Linked DNA regions of Homo sapiens: region 2 is linked to region 1. A link is a contact called in ENCODE Hi-C or POLR2A ChIA-PET data. All regions are on one chromosome and are shown on one strand. Each heading gives the region's core, a stretch centred on a gene start or an enhancer-like site at or near the end of the contact. The rest is flanking DNA. Distances are from core to core; before and after follow the strand shown. Region 1 overlaps AFG3L2 (AFG3 like matrix AAA peptidase subunit 2). Region 2 overlaps SPIRE1 (spire type actin nucleation factor 1).

The links. Hi-C counts contacts between places; a loop is a spot of excess contacts on that map. ChIA-PET counts read pairs that join two places held with the same protein, here RNA polymerase II (POLR2A). Pooled maps may share reads with other maps.
Region 2: a loop to region 1 is called in a pooled map, with 2.7 times the contacts of the local background. The contact joins two enhancer-like sites. A Hi-C loop is called at or near these places in 3 of 50 pooled maps. POLR2A ChIA-PET finds 5 or more read pairs at or near these places in 4 of 52 experiments (WTC11, activated CD4-positive, alpha-beta T cell and activated naive CD4-positive, alpha-beta T cell).

The regions. Positions count from the first base shown.
Region 1 is chr18:12,325,197-12,332,364 of GRCh38, reverse strand. It overlaps AFG3L2 (AFG3 like matrix AAA peptidase subunit 2), which reads left to right. Exons shown (of 17, transcript NM_006796.3): 17 at 2,582-3,421. The coding sequence ends at 2,800. It overlaps TUBB6 (tubulin beta 6 class V), which reads right to left. Exons shown (of 4, transcript NM_032525.3): 4 at 5,749-7,168. The coding sequence ends at 6,235. Among named protein-coding and RNA genes, the nearest start is that of TUBB6, 21 kb to the right of the region's middle. RefSeq lists a silencer at 4,121-4,415 and an enhancer at 3,950-4,799. Within about 2 kb of position 4,289, at least 7 of the 41 ENCODE cell types and tissues checked have a DNase peak (open chromatin) inside an H3K27ac peak, as active enhancers do.
Region 2 is chr18:12,457,451-12,464,618 of GRCh38, reverse strand. It overlaps SPIRE1 (spire type actin nucleation factor 1), which reads left to right. Exons shown (of 17, transcript NM_001128626.2): 12 at 1,126-1,268. Among named protein-coding and RNA genes, the nearest start is that of PRELID3A, 53 kb to the right of the region's middle. Within about 2 kb of position 3,598, at least 5 of the 41 ENCODE cell types and tissues checked have a DNase peak (open chromatin) inside an H3K27ac peak, as active enhancers do.

The DNA.
Region 1 (7,168 bases), core at 3,040-5,539:
TACTTTGAGGGGCTGAGTTTGAGACTAGCCTGGCCAACATGGTGAAACCCCATCTCTACTTAAAATACAAAAAGTTAGCTGGGCGTGGTGGTGGACGCCTGTAATCCCAACTACTGGGGAGGCTGAGGCAGGAGAATCACTTGAACCTGGGAGGCGGAGGTTGCAGTGAGCCAACATCGCGCCATTGTACTCCAGCCTGGGTGACAGAACAAGACTCTGTCTCAAAAAAAAAAAAAAAAAATCATTTTATGAGATCAACTTATAATTTAAACTGCTTAATTTTCTTTACACTAGGTATATGATCTAACATAAACACTGTTCCCTCTTCTCATGATACCGTCACACTTCCATGTGTGTACTCCGGTAGGGGTCCCTTTTTCTGTAGGCTGTTAAAACGTGTAATGTCAAATTTATGGTCCAGCTGTAACAAATGAATAGAACTTCAAAGTAAACTACTGTCACATTAACCTTCCTGCCTTCATTTTGTATCTCTGCCCTTGTTTTATATATATATATATATATATATATATATATATATATATATATATATATATATTTATTTATTTACTTTTAGACAGACTCTCCCTCTGTTGCCCAGGCTGGAGTGCAGTGCCTCCATCTTGGCTCACTGCAACCTCCGCCTCCTGGGTTCAAGTAATTCTCCCGCCTCAGCCTCCTGAGTAGCTGGGATTACAGGCAGGTGCCACAACGCCAGGCTAATTTTTGTATTTTTAGTAGAGACAGGGTTTCACCATGTTGGGCAGGCTGGTCTCGAACTCCTGACCTCAGGTGATCCGCCGCCCCAAAGTGCTGGGATTACAGGCGTGAGCCATTGCGCGTGGCCATATATTTTTTATGTACCATTTAAAAGAAACTTTAGACAAAGTAAATTTAACAGATAAGTTTATTTGAGCAAAGAACAGTTTGGGAATCGGGCAGCCCTCAGAATTAGAAGTTCAGAGCTCTGCTCCGGCAGCATGAGCAGCAAGCTTTTGTAGGCTGAGCCTAGAAGCAAAGAAAGAAACTGCAGTCATGTGTTGCTTAATGATGGGGATACGGTCTGAGGAGTTTGCTGTTAGTTGATTTTGTCGTCGTGCAGGCATCAGAGTGCGCTACACCTGCCGCACACCTAGGCTGTGTGGTGTGGCCTATTGCTCCTAGGCTGCATACCTGCTCGCATGTGACTGTACTGAATGCTTCAGGCCATTGTAACACAATGGTATCTAAACACATCTAAACATAGAAAAGGTACAGTTAAAATAAGGTATTATAATCTTACGGGACCACCATCTACATGGGGCCCATCATTGACTGAAACGTTGTTAGCAGTGCATGACTGCTCTTAGCGGTGCATGACTGCTTGATTGGCTACTGCTGGGCATTTGCCTTATTTGTGTGGTCCAATGCATGGTCCCAAGTTCTGCCACAGTTGGCTGGTTGGCTGTTTATGATTGGTAGAAGCTTAATTTGAAGTTAGTTACAAAGAATGCCTCTAGGTTAAGTTCCAGTTTGTGTATGGATGGGTTCTGGGTACAGAAAAAGCCCTAAGCTGATGGCTCCTGCCTAGTCTGTTTTTTTTTTTTTGAGACCGAGTCTTGCTCTGTTGCCCAGGCTGCTGGAGTGCAATGGCGCGATCTCGGCTCACTGCAACCTCTGCCTCCTGGGTTCAAGCCATTCTCCTGCCTCGGCCTCCTGAGTAGCTGGGCTTACAGGCACCCACCACTGCGCCTGGCTAATTTTTGTATTTTTAGTAGAGACGGGGTTTTGCCATTTTGGCCAGGCTGGTGTCGAACTTCGGACCTCAGGTGATCCGCCCACCTCGGCCTCCCAAAGTGCTGGGATTACAGGTGTGAGCCACTGCACTTGGCTGCCTATTCTGCTTTAATGCACATAAAAAGATACATTCTTATCACCTCAGAAAAGCAAACGTAAGATGCTGTGCACACTGAACATCTTGTTTTTTTAATTGAAGTGTGTATCTCTGAGATGTATATAGAACATACACAGCCTCCTCCTATTTTTTTTTGTTTGTTTGTTTTGAGAAGGAGTCTCGCTCTGTCGCCCAGGCTGGAGTGCAGTGGCACAATCTTGGCTCACTGCAACCTCCGCCTCCCGGGTTCAAGTGATCCTCCTGCCTCAGCCTCCCAAGTAGCTGGGACTACAGGCGCACACCACCATGCCCAGCTATTTTTTTGCATTTTTAGTAGAGACACGGTTTCACCCTGTTGGCCAGGATGGTCTTGACCTTGTGATCCACCCGCCTCGGCCTCCCAAAGTGCTAGGATTACAGGCGCGAGCTACCGCGCCCGGCCAGCTTCCTCCTCATTATAGATGGTCAGCATTCATTGTGCAGATGTGTGGAAATATGTCTAGTATGGAAATGTATCCCTTACAGATGGACATTGGTTGCTTTGATATTTTGCACATCTTACTCTAAAACTATGCAACCTTATGTATGAGACATCTTTTTCATTGGTCTTAAATCCTTTTTTGGAATGGGGTCACCTGTAAATAAAAAATTAATATTTCTGAATAGACTTTGCTGAGTAACTGTATTTAATGAAAATTGTTCATATTTCAGGTTGCTCTTCTGTTGTTAGAAAAAGAAGTATTAGATAAGAATGATATGGTTGAACTTTTGGGCCCCAGACCATTTGCGGAAAAATCTACCTATGAAGAATTTGTGGAAGGCACTGGCAGCTTGGATGAGGACACCTCACTTCCAGAAGGCCTTAAGGACTGGAACAAGGAGCGGGAAAAGGAGAAAGAGGAGCCCCCGGGTGAGAAAGTTGCCAACTAGAGGCCCAGAGGGAGGCCATCTCAGTCTGTCCACTGTGGTTTCAGCTGGTGCATTATTTCAGCTGTGGCTTTCAGAAGAATGGGAATGCTGCGCTGATTTTAGCCAGCCACTGGCCCAGCTGAAATGATGGGGAAAGGAGTCCTTAGTCCTTTCAGCCTCAGAGGTCACAGTGGGTGGCAGGTGACTTTCCGGAGGCCTTGAGGGAAATGCACACTGTCCCATAGCCTCATTGGGCTCCCAGACGTGCTGGAAAGGTTGAGCCCAGAGTGGCCGAGGCTGGACCCTGTGGCACCAAGTGGGGTCGGCTGACCGTGTGGCAGGGATCGTTGCACTGGACTCTTGGCGTGTGGGAAGGGATGCTTTCTCTTTGTCGCCCACTCTTCATTCCTGTTTCTCCTCAGTTCCCCTGTGCAGATGGGCTGTGAAATTAAATTGGAGTCTTGATAAGAACATTTTAATTTGACTTAATATTTTAAAGATTGAATCCAGATCACTTGTTGCTGTCTTAATGGAATGGTTTTCTACAGGAGCTGTAACATACTTAAAAATATGAATGTATTATGTAAATATGGCTTCTTTACATAAAAAATAAAATGTCAACACTGTACTTTTCTGAACACACATAGGGTCCCTATTTATGCTCTGGATATTTTTAGAAAACATAATGGCAAGAAATTAAATTTTCTTGCTTTTTAGAGGAGAATCCTTCAAAATCTCAGCCTCGCTGGTTCTCATTAGCTCCCACAGGAGGTTGGAACCTTCTAGAGTTATGTGTCCTGTAAAGATGCACTGAGCTCTGGATATAAAGTACATGGGTCCTGAGGGGTTAGTCATGGCCTGAATCTGTGATAACCACCCCAGTGCAGGTCCTCAAGAGGCCAGTCATGGCCAGATGTTGGCCACACCTTCTGGGTATAGAAGTTAACGTATAACTGTAGCGGGCCTGGCAGGCTGACCTGAGCCGTCACCTGGATTTTAGAGAAGGAACAGTGGAACTAAGCTGGAGTCCCCTGGGCCCTGGCTCTCTGGGGACATCTCAGGAGTGGTCTGACTGGTAAGCTGCTCCTATTGTCTATTGAAAGGGAGTTATTGGTTATGTGCTTCCAGAAAAGTGAGTCTGTAGTGTTGCAAACCTATATCAAAATTCCTTAAAAAAGATGGCATGAGGAAGATTTGCTATGTCTTCTATCAATTGCTGTTATTTGGACATGGAGGAGACACTGGCATTTTTAACTATTTACATTTTTAGCAGTCTGTTTTAGCATTATTCCAGCTTGCCTTGTGTGGTGTTGATGTTGTCGGAACAGTGGCTTTAGAATTAACACAATCTAGTGGCATCCCTGCCATGGCCCCAGGCCATGCATGCTCCACCCATGGCTACTTCCCAGCAGCCTGAGATACCCACCTGTCCCCGGCAGGCCGTGGAAGCAGCTGTTTGGACTCCACAGCTCAGCATGCCAGGAGAACAGGCGCCCCCTGCTGGACCTTTGCACCTGCAGGCATTGCCACACTGGCCACTTCCTTTCCTCATAGGGTGTTTTTGGGAGGTGCCCAATGAAGCATTGTTTCCAGGCTGAGGCTCACACAGTTGTGAGGGTGCTGGGTGTGCTTTTTACCATACAGGCAGTAGACGATTAGGAGACGCTCTCTACTCCTTATCCAACCACTGCAAGGCATGGAGCCAGCGTGGGCTGCCCTCTCACAGGCCTTGGCTGTGAGACCTCCCGGGGGACGAGAGTGGGGCCCACTGTCTGTCAGGCTTGATACAGTAAGAGTGACAAAGCCAGATAGCACCGACAACACCCATGTTTCTGGTGAGGTGAGCAACCTTAAGCTCTGGGCCCTGGATGGCTGCTCAACCTGTGCAAGTGGCCCTCTGTGCTAGGAGCAACCGTGGCTCCCTGTGCCACCATCTTGTGGGGCCTGCTCATGCATAGATCTTTCCACGGTCACACAGAACATGTTTTCAGGACAGATGTGGGTGGTGAGCTGGTAAGATTTATTTTTACTGTGGTCTCAGAATAGTTCAGATTTCTGCAAAAAGATCTGTGATCACCTCAAGCCATGCTGCTGTGTTTAGTGATGAACTTTCCATCTGCCCAAGGCTGGGGCTTAACACAAAATAAATACAGCTAGTCAATGTAAGGCCTGGGATCACAGACCAAGGGTGGTGTTGTGGTTGTACTGTGGGGAACCCTAACCCTAAGTGGTCCCGAATGACAAAGCTTTGTCTGTCTCTTATTCCCTGTCCAACACAGGTCAGAGTGGGCTCTGCCCAGGATGGTCACTCAGGAACCTGGACGGGTGGACAGGAGGGATCGGGGGGGCTGCCCACGTGGGAGGCAGAGCAGGAGGGCTGGCACTGGCACATGACGCTTCCACTCGGGGGTGACACACTATGCCCATTCTTATGGCTAGAGCAAGTCCCACGTTCACAGCTTCAAGAGGGCAGGAAGAAGTAAAGCAAAAATATTGTCAACAGTGAGGTCTGTACCAGGCACTAGCAGGGCTACTGTGCGTGCCCCGTGGAGTTTATCTTTGGAAACTCCAAAGGTGTGGCCGGTGGTAGAAGCCATCAGGTGTGATGGGTCACAGCAGAAAAGGGCCCATCCCTTCCATGCAGGGCTGGCTGTTGGCACCCCAGCTCCCACCCAGCACCCCTGGCTTTGTCCGGAGGCCTTTTGGGGCTGTTTGTTCCCCTACAAGGTTGGGGAACCCTAGCCCAGGACCTGACTTGGGAAAATGCAAGATCCTGTGGGAGTCTAAAAGGTGGCTGCGGATGGAGGAGGGGCTTTTGTCTGTACTGCATTGCCTTCCAGCTAGCAACAGTTTTGGCTGCCCCCCTTAAAGCCTCCATTTAAAGAAGAGCCCTTTCCTCTGTTGTTTTCGTGAACTGAAGTGGGGAGGAGTTCACCCCAGGGAGAGACCAGTGACCCAAGTAGCCATTGTAACCATACAAAGTAACTTACGTCATTTATGCACATGGCTAGAGAGATGAAGACACACGTTTAGTATTTTATTATGAATCATTATTTCAAAGTCCCATACTGCATATTCATATAAGGCAACACGGCACAATTTCAGGCTTCATCACAAAGGATGAAAAAGACTGTTTCTAACTCCCTCCTAATTTGCAGACATGCTTGAACACTTAATGGAAGGTGAAGTTTATTTTGTGGCCCCTCAGTTCTCTTTCAAGTCCTCTAGTAGAAAGTCTCCATGGTGTGATCTTCTGACTGGGTAGAACCCGCAATTCTCTGCTGTTTTTAGTCTTTGTTCCAGATGACTAATTACATGACTTGGCTGCATTTGTGAGGGGCCGACACCAACACAATTAAACCAGTGCACCATTCAGGGCCATAGGGTAGGAGGCACCAGGGTTCAAGAAGGAACTTGCGTGTTGTAGGATCTGAGTTGGGGCGGCTCTATTCCGACTATCCATCGATCTCCTCTTCCTCATCCTCAAAAGCTTCCTCCCCGTCATTGGCGGTGGCATCCTGGTACTGCTGGTACTCGGATACCAGGTCGTTCATGTTGCTCTCCGCCTCGGTGAACTCCATTTCATCCATGCCCTCACCCGTGAACCAGTGCAGGAAGGCCTTGCGCCGGAACATGGCTGAGAACTGCTCGGAGATGCGCTTGAACAGCTCCTGGATGGCCGTGCTGTTGCCGATGAAGGTGGAGGCCATCTTCAGGCCGCGGGGCGGGATGTCGCACACGGCCACCTTCACGTTGTTGGGAATCCACTCCACGAAGTAGCTGCTGTTCTTACTCTGGATGGCCAGCATCTGCTCGTCCACCTCCTTCATGGACATGGGCCCGCGGAACACGGTGGCCACGGTCAGGTAGCGGCCATGGCGCGGATCGCAGGCGGCCATCATGTTCCTGGCGTCGAACATCTGCTGGGTGAGCTCGGGCACGGTCAGGGCCCGGTACTGCTGGCTGCCGCGGCTGGTGAGCGGCGCGAAGCCAGGCATGAAGAAGTGCAGGCGCGGGAAGGGCACCATGTTCACCGCCAGCTTGCGCAGGTCAGCATTGAGCTGGCCCGGGAAGCGCAGCGAGGTGGTGACCCCACTCATGGTGGCGGACACCAGGTGGTTGAGGTCCCCGTAGGTGGGCGTTGTCAGCTTCAGAGTGCGGAAGCAGATGTCATAGAGCGCCTCGTTGTCGATGCAGTAGGTCTCGTCTGTATTCTCCACCAGCTGGTGCACCGACAGTGTGGCATTGTAGGGCTCCACCACCGTGTCCGACACCTTGGGCGAGGGCATGACGCTGAAGGTGTTCATGATGCGGTCCGGGAACTCCTCACGGATCTTGCTGATGAGCAGCGTGCCCATGCCTGAGCCCGTGCCGCCGCCCAGCGAGTGC
Region 2 (7,168 bases), core at 2,349-4,848, 130 kb before region 1:
TGTGTGTAGCGTTCTGTTTTGTTTTGTTTTAGATAGATTACCTCCTTGGCTAAATTTAAACCAGAAGCCCAACACAACCATATTTATTATCATTCCACCTACCACCCACACACACCCATCTCCAAAAACCTGTGTAGATAGTGAAAACACCTTTATAACTCTTTAGGAGATAGATTCTGAACACAGATATCTAAAGTTAAGGGATTTCTAAAGGCTTTTAATAATCCTTTTCATTTATAAGAACATTATGAAGTATTAAAAATTATATATTGGCTTGATTTCTCATACACAAAAATTCTTTAAGTAGTTTTATTATTTACACAGATTATATCAAAAACAGTAGGTACTGACTATCCACAATTGGATATTATAGGGACCCAATTGAATCACATAATGGATTTCTGTATCTTTTCTTGACTGTGGAAATTATATCTGTGTTTTCCTTTAGTGGTTTCTCATGGTGGGACAGTCTAAATAGATGGATCATATGTAACTTTGTGTTGACTCTCACTTTCCACACCCACTACATTGAAGCAGCTCTACTCTGTAGATAGAGTAGGAGGAAGCACTAAATAAAACTCTGGCACCATAATTTATTTCTAATGTTCTCCTTTTGTTTTCAAAATGGGAATCCAGAACCGTTCAGACACTAAAGCAGTCTCCTTTTAAACAGTCTTAAAATATTACTAGGCAGAGAAGGACAATGGTACAATATTAACATCAAAGCTGAAGCTTACTTTTTGCAGTTTAAATACAGTTTAATTTAAACCTAAGGACAAAATGTCTTGGTAAACATGTAGAAAGAAGGATTTTCCTTATTTTATCTTTAAAAAGGAGAATGTAAAAAGAGGGTACATTGAGAATTTTGGTATGATTTGGGAATCTTTCTGGCTACACCTAACATTTTTCCTTTTTTCTTGCTATTTCTGTAGCAAGTTTACTTTGCAAAGATTCTTCTGTAACAGCCCTCAGAGTCTACTCCTAAGGATTACCATTACCATCTTAAAATATCTCTCCAATGAAATAAATAATTCATCTTTGAATTACAGTGTTTGTCACAAATGTCAAAAGGTTTTGTGTTAGAAAATTCACAGTAAGTTTTATTTCATTTGGTTCAATCTTTAGAGCCTCCAAAATTCCTGCCCATATCATCAACACCCCAGCCAGAGAGACGGCAGCCACCCCAGAGACGACATTCCATTGAAAAGGAAACGCCTACTAACGTGAGGCAGTTCCTGCCGCCTTCCAGGCAGAGTTCCCGCTCTCTTGTAAGTACAGGAAAGACTTTGTAGTAACTTAGGGACCAGCTAGAAGACATAGAATCATTAGCTTTCTTATGAAGATGATAAGGAGAAAAAAACTTGCAAAAGTTAGAATGAATTTTGAATAACTTACTTAATAGCTAAAGAAAACAAACAGCCAGGCGTGGTGGCTCGTGCCTATAATCCTAACACTTTGGGAGGCCAAGGTGGGAGGATTACTTGACTCCAGGAGTTCAAGACCAGCCTGAGCAACATTGTGAGATCCCGTCTCTGCAAAAAAAAATAATAATAATTAGCCAGGTGTGGTAGTGCACACCTGTGGCCCCAGCTGCTTAAGAGGATGAGGTGTGAGAGGATCATTTGTGCCCAGGAGGTTAAGGCTGCAGTGAGCTATGACTACACCATTGCACTCTAGCCTGGGCAGCAGAGTGACACCTTCTCCAAACTCTATCCATAACCTAAACGAAACTTGACCAGTGTTTGTTCATTTTGAGCTCTTTTTTTTTTTCAAGAAAATTTATCAGTGGTTGAAAGTATGGATTATTATTAAAGAAATGCTTTCTTTCTTTCAAAGGCTATTAATCCATTTAAAAATTGTTAAAAATTGACCAAAAAAACTCTTAGCAAAATGACTACAGTAGGTGATCTTATTGAGGCAGAAGTACAAGCGAGGGAGAATTTTGATCCATTAATAACTACTGTACATTGTTTTCTAGTATGTTTTGTGATATTTGGGGCCAGTGGTGTTATTTTGGTTGAACTGGTTTATAGTTTTTGCTGTTTTCCAGAGACTTGCAGGTTCTTATAGTGGGTGCTCATTTCTCAGGACAGTGGGCAGCACACAAGGGTTTGCCAGGAGGAATTAGTAGATCTCCCAGCCAACAGAGGTCTCCAAAGACTCTTTTGTAGCGCCACTTGGCTTCTGAAATATTTGTAGGCAAGATGCACAGCTGTAATTAATATTCTACCCACAGTCAAATATCTAATGTGTTTTCAAATATTCATGAATAAAAAATAATAGAATATATTGAATACTAAGTCCATTTTTTAAGGCTGTGATGAATTATTAGAGTTTCAATTAAAGTAATAACAGATGGGAGATAATGCGATTATTGTGAAGACAGGGATTTTGAACAGAGCTTAGAATGTTAATATTTGGTCATTCATCTCTATGCCAAAACAGTGCAATTAAAGAACTAATGATTTTATGGCGATTCCTGATAGGATTCTTCTAGCTCCAGAATAATCACCAAAACACAGCTATTCGATTAAATATAGCCTTGTCAGTGACTTACCAACAAGAAAACAGAACTCTGACCAGACAGATTCAAACGTAAAAATCTAAAAATTTGTTTTCATGTGAATAAGTTATTGCTTTTACCAAAATATACAGCTATTATCACAACTTTAAAATATGTAAGAGGGTCCAGGCACAGTGGCTCACACCTGTAATCCCAGCACTTTGGGAGGCCAAAGGAGGAGAATCGCCTGAGGCCAGAAGTTTGAGACCAGCCTGGGCAACTTAAGAAACCCCTGTCTGTACAAAATTTTTAATTAAAAACTTAGTTAGATGTGGTGGCGCATGCCCGTAATCCCAGCTACTCAGGATGCTGCAGAGGGAAGATCCCTTGAGCCTAGGAGTTTGATGCCACAGTGAACTAAGAATGTGCCACTCCACCCCAGCGTAGATGACACAGCAAGACCCTGTCTCTAAAAATATATATACACACATATGTGTATGTGTGTGTATATGTGTGTGTATGTATGTATATACATATGTATGTACATACATATACACGCATGTATGTATATACATATGTACGTACATACCACACATATGTATGTACGTACATATGTACGTGCATACACACATATGTATGTACGTACATATGTACATACATACACACATGTATGTATATACATACATACACACACACACACATACATGTGTATAGGTAAGAGGGAACTTGTGGTTTTTTTCATAAGTCTAATCATTAGGGTATTCTCTTCTTCACTCAGCTTTTCCTAGAAGCCAGTCTATCATTCAGCTTGTAACTGGCCTTTATGTGATCATACAATGTCATTATTGAGGTTAGACTTAAAGTTTAAAATTAGCAATGTAAAGGAACTATCAGCTTAGCTACAAGGTAGTTTCAGCTTATAATAGAAGTTATGCTGAGACCTTCAGCTGACCCCAAGGGCCCATGACTGTGTCTGTTTCCTGTTAAAGCAGAGCTCTTAGTGTTGCGAGGTCAGGCCGTGCACTGTTTTTTTGTGGAGCAGGAAGGAGAGCAAGATAAACTAACTTGCAATCACTGAGGAAGGTCTCAGTGAGCAGGCAGTGGGAGAGCCGCTCTGCTCAGCACTGAACAGTGGTCAGATTGAGGGCAGGGAGCAGAGTCCACGCAGGCCTCCAAGCACCAGCAGAGACGAAATGATCTTCCTTGCTAATAGCTTATCTTGGGAAATCCATAAAATCATACCTTGTAGTAATGCCCTATAGCTTGGTAAGTATTGTTTTTATAAGTGTAATTAATTTTTAAATGTAGCTGCATTTTAGAAAACAAAGAATCATTTTGTATTTGTAACTCCTCAACTGAAAATGGCAGGAATGTTTTTATTGTTGATAATTTTTTTTTTTTTTGAGATGGAGTTCCGCTCTTGTTGCGCAGGCTGGAGTGCAATGGCTCAATCTCGATTCACCACAACCTCCGCCTCCCGGATTGAAGCGATTCTCCTGCCTCAGCCTCCCAAGTAGTTGGGATTATAGGCATGTGCCACCACACCCGGCTAATTTTGTATACTTAGGAGAGACGGGGTTTCTCCATGTTGGTCAGGCTGGTCTCGAACTCCTGACCTCAGGTGATCTGCCCGCCTCGGCCTCCCAAAGTGCTGAGATTACAGGCGTGAGCCACTGTGCCCGGCTGATAATTTTTATTTTTGTTGTATCTCCCTCCCTTTTCTTGTGATGTTTAAAATGTCATTTTTTTTCATCATTTGGTCAAATAACCGAGGGCAAATGCCCATCCAGTCTAAAGGCACCTCGTGTTGGCAGTACCTTCCTGGGGCAGGTGCAAGTGGCTGCCTGGCACATGTCCCCATGCTTTCTCAGGCACAGTAACGAGTTGCCTCTATCCTTCATCACAACAAGCCCCACTGAGGAAACTCAGAGTGTTTGCAGGACCCTAAATTAGAAAAATCCTTGCTGTGTGAACGCTGAGATTCTCCAGGAAGGACTTCGTGGTTTCATCACTGATTTATACGTGTGGATGCAGATGTTCGCACGGACTGTACCAGCCTCATGGTGTTTTTTGTTTTGTTTTCCTTTTGTGATCTGTAATCACTATGTGTAGGTCACTTGTGTTCAGCATTATTTTCTCCTTTTCTTTTCCCCCTGCCATTTTCTTTTTCCCTTATCTGTTGTTCAGGTTCCTAGGATAACCAGTGTATGGCCAAGGACGCCTTTTCGACCACTTTTTTCTACCATACAAACAGCTTCTCTGCTCAGCTCTCATCCTTTTGAAGCAGCCATGTTTGGGGTAGCAGGGGCTATGTATTATCTGTGTGAGAGAGCTTTTACCAGCAGGTGGAAATCCTCAAAGGTTGGCCTCTTTCTGCTGGGTCTGGGATTATTTCATTCTCTGTATCTCTGACGGTGACACCTCAACTGTTGCGTTCTCTGAGAATTAACCGCTTAGATAGCACTTTGCTTCCAATCATTGATTCCACCCTTGTGCAGGATGCACCGATCATGCCGTGGTCTCAGTTGAGGGAAATAACTGGGAAAGGACAACAAACTCAAAATGCAGCATCTGATGAAGGGGACCTGTGGGTGTTTGTCTCCTCGGGTGACCTAATTGTATAGCAGAGTCAGTGCTGCCACCTTTCTCCATGTGCAGCAGGCACTCTGAGCCCGTGGGGTGCATTCCTCCTAGGGCCTCCCCCCACCATCAGAAGAGTATTTGCTCACTCATTCCGTGAGCAGAGCATCCTCCTGCCAGGCCAGGTAGCCATGGTGGACTCCGCCCACCCACAGACACCTGCACAACCAGGGCATGGGCTCAGGAAACCTGTGTGCTCCCATCACCTGTCATGAAGCTGTGTTATGACAACCAGGGTGTGTACGTCACTTCTCTGCAAAGAGAAATTTCAAGTTTCCTTTTTAATGATGTGGCTATTTTAAATAATTCTGCATTATATTACTGTTTTTTGAGGTTTTTTTACACAGAATAATATATCATTATTTGAACCTTCACAATTCTACGTGAAATAAAAAGCTCTACGACCATATTGAAGCCTCTTCTGCCACCACGTAGCAGGTGCTCAGAGCAGCCTTTGTGCTACAGTAGGCAGGGCCTGGCTCTCTAAAGCCTTGGATTTACTAACCTTGTCCTTGACAGATGACCCCGCAGCTGGTTTCTTTGTTACTCTTTCTTAGTCATCTTGATATGGAAAGGAGACTCAATGTAAATAAGACACAAAACATTCCTTTCTCTGATCTTTGTCATGAAATGCAGGAAAAACCTCTGTCCTTTTTCCCGTTTTAGATGTGCTCTTGGGCAGCACGTGGTCAGGTGCCACGGTGGCTTTTTAACTCCTGTCACTCCTGCCTCTACTGAAGACCTGCTGGCATTTGATTATCAATTCTCCCCAAACAGAGATATCTGAACACTAAGGCCATATACCACTTTAGGCAAAGAAAGGATTCACTTTGAGTTTTGTTTGTTTGTTTTTGTTTTTTTTGAGATGGAGTCTCTCTCTGTCACTCAGGCTGGAGTGCAGTGACGCGATATCGGCTCACTGCAAGCTCCGCCTCCTGGGTTCACGCCATTCTCCTGCCTTAGCCTCCCGAGTAGCTGGGACTCCAGGCATCTGCCACCACGCCCGGCTAATTTTTTTTTGTATTTTTAGTAGAGACGGGGTTTCACCATGTTAGCCAGGATGGTCTCCATCTCCTGACCTCGTGATCCGCCCACCTCGGCCTCCCAAAGTGCTGGGATTACAGGCGTGAGCCACTGCGCCTGGCCTTCACTTTGAGTTTTGTAGTTGATTAAGAAGAGTAAACTTAATAGTTGCTGTTTTTATTTAAATTTGCCTCTCTTTGGTTTATTAAAAACTCAAAAAGCAATGGTTATTTTGGGTAATTTTCAAATACTGGTTAATTTATGAAGTTTTTACTAATCATGAACACTGTATAAAAGATGACTGTTCCCAGCCAGGCACAGTGGCTCACGCCTGTAATCCCAGCACTTTGGGAGGCCGAGGCGGGTGGATCATGAGGTCAGGAGATCGAGACCATCCTGGCTAACACAGTGAAACCCCGTCTCTACTAAAAATACAAAAAATTAGCTGGGCTCAGTGGCGGGCGCCTGTCGTCCCAGCTACTCAGGAGGCTGAGGCAGGAGAATGGCGTGAACCCTGGAGGTGGAGCTTGCAGTGAGCTGAGATCGCACCACTGCACTCCAGCCTGGGCGAAAGAGCGAGACTCCATCTCAAAAAAAAAAAAAAAAGAAAAAAGAAAAGAAAGGTGACTATTCCCATTTCTCTCTGTGGCACAATAACCAAAATTTTACATTATGCTGTCTAATCTCCGTGCTGCCTAACTGACCCCTCTTGAATGGTAAAATATAGCCAGAATAATCATCAAAAAAAAAAAACTCAACAATTTTAGTGACATGCATAGAAGTAAGTTTAAAGTCTTATAGCACATTGTTGTCTTCATTAAAGCGCTCTAAGATTTAGCTTCCCTTTCCTGAATCTGGGAGTCCCATTGACACATGAGCAAGCAAGGGAACTAGAGGTGCGCTAGTGTGGTTCTTTACCCGGCCACATCTGGCCACTCAAACGGGCCGAACACATGCAGTGGGAGCCCCAGGCAGTGCCGTGGTGGGGAAGGGCTCCCGCTC